Linked DNA regions of Homo sapiens: region 2 is linked to region 1. Evidence: read pairs that join two places in POLR2A ChIA-PET (ENCODE). Cell type or tissue: K562. All regions are shown on one strand.

What was found. ChIA-PET counts read pairs that join two places held together with the same protein. Peaks named below come from ENCODE experiments on the same cell type or tissue, not always from the same donor. Only the 100,000 strongest peaks of a DNase experiment are listed, where the experiment ranks them.
Region 2: POLR2A ChIA-PET joins it to region 1 with 5 read pairs; 7 of 35 experiments call an interaction of 5 or more read pairs at or near these places.

The regions. Positions count from the first base shown.
Region 1 is chr5:141,690,086-141,692,585 of GRCh38, forward strand. No RefSeq gene overlaps it. Among named protein-coding and RNA genes, the nearest start is that of ARAP3, 9.1 kb to the left of the region's middle. RefSeq lists an enhancer at 2,201-2,500 and a silencer at 2,213-2,262. In K562, a CTCF peak has its summit at 2,168 (motif pointing right); DNase peaks (open chromatin) are centred at 1,506 and 2,206; H3K4me3 peaks cover 281 bases.
Region 2 is chr5:142,019,718-142,022,217 of GRCh38, forward strand. No RefSeq gene overlaps it. Among named protein-coding and RNA genes, the nearest start is that of GNPDA1, 7.9 kb to the left of the region's middle. In K562, no CTCF peak of the experiment used is centred here; no DNase peak of the experiment used is centred here.

The sequences.
Region 1 (2,500 bases):
TGTCTATTAGCCCACTAGAATGAGGAGCATAAGGTGGCCACGTGGCTGTCACAGCTTCCAGTTTAGTGGAAACTACTGTGTTCTTTCATATAAGTTCTCCCTTCCTGGCAACTAGAAACTCGAATTGGCAGAGCCACCAGTTTTGGGGACAGAAAGCAAATATTCTACAAATGTGAATGAGATGGGCCACGTCCACTTCCACATTTGACTCCAGGACTGGCAATTTCTATGTATAAGGAACATAGTACTGGTCAAAACAAATACCGCATCAAGGAGTTGAGGGCCCCAACCCACAGGTGTCATGTTCCTGCCAGTGTCTTCACTGAGCATTCAACAGGCTGTCCCCTTGTCCCATCAGGCTGGCAGCTTCTAGGTGATGAGGAGCAACCAAGCGAGCCCAATGACTCTGTTGATCGGCATCCCATACACCATATACAAAGATGAACTCAAAAATGGATCAAAGACCTAAATGTAAGAGCAGAAACTATAGAAGTCCTTGATGACCACATTATTGTACTTTTTTGGTAAAAACACTGTGGAAGACAAGCCTGAATCTGGAGCATGCACTGTTGCCAGTAAGAACGAATTACTGTCCCCTCCAGAGTAGAAAGAATAGGGTCAGTGTAACTGATCTGCAGCCAGAGGCTTGGCTGGTCTTCTGAGGAAGAGAGCCTTCTGAGGGAGGGCCCAGCACTGGTCTTGGCTGCAGGCAGGTTGAGTGATCAAAGTGGTAGAACTAGCTCATCCTTGGTGAGAGGGAGCCCATGCTGTTGGGCTCATACATAGCCTCCATCTCTGGTAGCATGACTACTCTGTTCAAGGGCTTTTGAGCAGGCATTCAGGGTAGACAGGGAGAGAGATTCACTCACCAGGCGAATCATTGTATCTCTGTGGAGCGTGTCCTGGCAAAAGATGCTCTGCTGGTTGTTTACCTGAGACCCAGAGGTTTGCACACTTGGTGCTCACTCTCAGTCCACCCATCTACCTCTTTCCTAGACCACTTTGTCACTTGCCTTTGGCTTTTGTTCCTTTGGGCTCCTGACTAGGGGACATTCACTATTCCACAGGAGCCAGGGAATTTGCACACTTGGTGCTCACTCTCAGTCCACCCATCTACCTCTTTCCTAGACCACTTTGTCACTTGCCTTTGGCTTTTGTTCCTTCGGGTTCCTGACTAGGGGACATTCACTATTCCACAGGAGCCAGGGAATATCCACAACTCAGGCTATTTGTTCGTTTAGAGAAAGCTAACGCCCAAGTGTACTGCTCAAAGCTTTGCACCCTGGAACCTCCCTTCCCCACTGTCCTTTAGGGCTACGCCAAGACGGCCATAATGTGGCAGCAATCCATTTCTAACTCTCACCAACATATCACACTGACCATCTGTGAACCAGGGCTGAGTCCCTTCCTCATCTAGCATTTGACCACAGGGAATTTGAGAAGGTTCTACAAAGTTTGTGACCCAATATGGCCCTTTCACTCCTATCTGCCTATGACTTCCTCTTTATTCCTGACTCATTGGGAAGTGGCCCCTCACCTCCAGCCTCTGATCTCCTTTCATATCTTTGCCAGACCAGGCCAGATGGGAGTGAGGCTGGGGTGCTGCCTGCGCAAGGCCTCAGCACCCTCACAGTAATAATAATGACAGCAACGACCACAGTAGCTGCTGCTGATGAAGTGCTCCTCATGTGGCAGGCATTGTGCTAATAAGCAGGACCAGGAAGAGGACGAAGAGGGTAAAAGCTTAGCCGACAAATTGTAAGGAGATCTCAAGGTCGTGCAAGTCGAAAGTCCTTAAAGTCCTGGTCCTGCTGAGAAGCTCCTAATAGATATTATCTTCTTTTATTCTCACAAGTAAATTTTATCACTCCCATTTTACAGATGAGGAAACTGATTCAGAGGTTAATTTGCCAAGGTCATACAGCCATATTTGACCCAAGCTCTTCACCACTAAGCTGTCTTAGCTCATTCACGTTAGCCTGGCCGCCCCGTGGGAAGTTCCCCTGCCCGTGATCCTCCGGAAGACCGCAGGTCCCTATGCCCACTCAGACAGCCGACTGTTGGGAGTCTGCAAGCTGGCGTGACTTTGGTGCAAGCAGCCGCAGGAAGAGGCTGCCGCCAGAGCGGGCAGGAAAGGGCGCGTTCCCACATATGTCCACTAGATGGCGCCCCAACACCGAGCCACTGAGCTCCAGCGGCCGAATGGACAGGCCCCCAGCAGGGAGGCGCTGTGCGAGACCCGCCCCTCTGTCCGTGGACACAGGTCTCCAACCCTCCGACGCTCTCCCTGATTTCTGCATCACCGATCCCCTTCGCTGCTACCCCCAGGAGATGGTCTCGGGGAGGAGAGACTTCCCAGGCTACTTGGGAGGGATTCTTCCTTCTTTCCCCTGGAACTGTCTCTTAGCGGTGCCCAGCGCTTCCCAGGGCCTCCGCAGCACTGCCTCTCCCTTCGTTCCCTTCCTGAATTCCCCAGGCCCTCCCTGTCACTCCCACTCTC
Region 2 (2,500 bases), 330 kb after region 1:
AAGGAATAATTTCTTTTTTCTTTTTCTTTCTTTCTTTCTTTTTTTTTTTTTTTTTTTTTGAGACAGAGTCTTGCTCTGTTGCCAGGCTGGAGTGCAGTGGCGTGATCTTGGCTCATTGCAGCCTCCGCCTCCCAGGTTCAAGCGATTCTCCTGCCTCAGCCTCCCAAGTAGCTGGGACTACAGGTGTGCGCCACCATGCCCAGCTAATTTTTGTATTTTTAGTAGAGATTGCGTTTCACCATGTTGGCCAATATGGTCTCGATCTCTTGACCTCATGATCTGCCTGCCTCGGCCTTCCAAAGTGCTGGGATTACAGGCATGAGCCACCATGCCTGGCCTTTCTTTTTCTTTTTAATTTGGTAAAACACACACACACACACACACACACACACACACACACACCATTAAGCTTACCATCTTAACCATTTCTAAGTCTATAGTTTGGTAGTATTAAATATATTCACATTGTTGTGTGACCAATCTCCAGAACTTTTTCATTTTGAAAAACTGAAACTTTGTAGCCATTAAACAATTTTTTGACTTAACATAATGTCCTCAAGATTCATCCATGTTGTAGCATGTGACAAGATTTCCTTCTTTTTCAAGGCTGAATAATATTCCATTGTATGCATATACCACATTTTCCCCTACTATCTGCCATCCATTTACTTAATTGATTTCAGTACACATGTATAGCAGTACCAGGATTGTAACCCTCACTCCCGTGTGAAACAACTTTATCAAATAGAGCACAGTGCTTATGTACAGCTTCTTTTGCCTTTCATCTGACAGGTTCCACTAATTTCCAAAGTTACTTGTCAGCATCTTTCCCCCTCTATAACTTTCAGTGAGGTTGTTTAATACATTTTAATGCAGTTATATTGTTTTGTCACATTCTACATTCTGTCCTGGGATCCTTCTCCTAAATGATTTTTTAAAAATTGGTATACTCTTTGTGCTATAAAATTCTATGGGTTTTGAGACATGCATAGTGTCAAAAATCCCCGAAAATATAGGGGATTTTTTTAGGACAGTGAAACTATTCTATATGACACTATGATTTAGGACCTATTTAACTCTCTGAACCCCTTGGCAATCATTAAACTTTTTATTCATTTATTTATTTATTTTTGAGACAGGGTCTTGCTCTCTTGCCCAGGCTGGACTGCAGTGGTGTGATCACAGCTCACTGCAGCCTCCACTGCCCAGGCTTAAACAATCCTCCCACCTCAGACTCCTGAGTAACTGGGACTACAGGCATAAGCCAACATACCTAGCTAATTTTTAAATTTTTTTGTAGAGATGGGGTCTCACTATGTTGCTCAGGTTAGTCTCAAACTCCTGGGCTCAAGCAATCCTGCTGCCCTGGGCTCTCAAAATGCTGGGCTTACAGTCACACACCACCATGCCCAGCTTTTTTTTTTTTTTTTTTCTGTGGAGATGGAGTTCTGCCATGTTGCCCAGGCTGGTCTTGAACTCCTGAGTTCAACTGATCCACCGGCCTCAGCCTCCCAAAGTGCTGGGATTATAGGCATGAGCCACCGCAACTGGCCTCACTGAGCTTTTTATCATCACGGTAGTTATGCCTCTTCCTACCACATTTTGATTATCCATTCATCTGTTGATGGATGTTTGAGTTGATTCCACCTCTTGTCTATGGCAGATTCCTTTTAAAGGGAGAAATGAGAACAAATTTAGTAATTTTAGACTCCATCACAAGAAAAAAACTATATAATAAATTGTGTGGCTCCAACATTAAATGAGAAAGCGGGTCATAGCTTGAAGAGTCTCACAGGGCAGAGCAGGGTACATGCAAGTCAGGGTTCAGAAATGGACTCCATGGCCACACTATCTGGCTTCGAATCCCAGCTCTACCACTTTTGGGCTGTGTAACTTCTGTGTAAGTTATGACATGTCTTTGTTCCCTAATGGCTTCACCCATAAAATAGGAAAAATAAGATCTACCTTACAGTATGTACTATTATTATCAAGAGCAGTTGCCTCACGAAGGGTAAATGATGTAATGCGTCTAAGGCAAATAATAGCTGCCACATTGTATGTAGTATTATTCTCAAGAATAATAATCTTGCCTGTAATCCCAGCACTTTGGGAGGCCGAGGCAGGCAGATCATGAGGGCAGGAGATTGAGACCATCCTAGCTAACATGGTGAAACCCCGTCTCTACTAAAAATACAAAAAATTAGCCAGGCGTGGTGATGGGCGCCTGTGGTCCCAGCTACTCGGGAGGCTGAGGCAGAATGGTGTGAACCCAGGAAATACAGCTTGCAGTGAGCCGAGATTGCGCCACTGCACTCCAGACTGGGCGACAGAGCGAGACTCCATCTCAAAAAAAAAAAAAAAAAAAAAAAAAAAAAGAAGAATCTCAGGGAGGAGCAAATGATTTGACAAATATAAAGCCCTTAGAACAGTGCCCGGCACAGAGTTAGCCCTCACTAAGGGACCATTACCATTATTACTAGGGTTTTGAGATGGGCTCAAA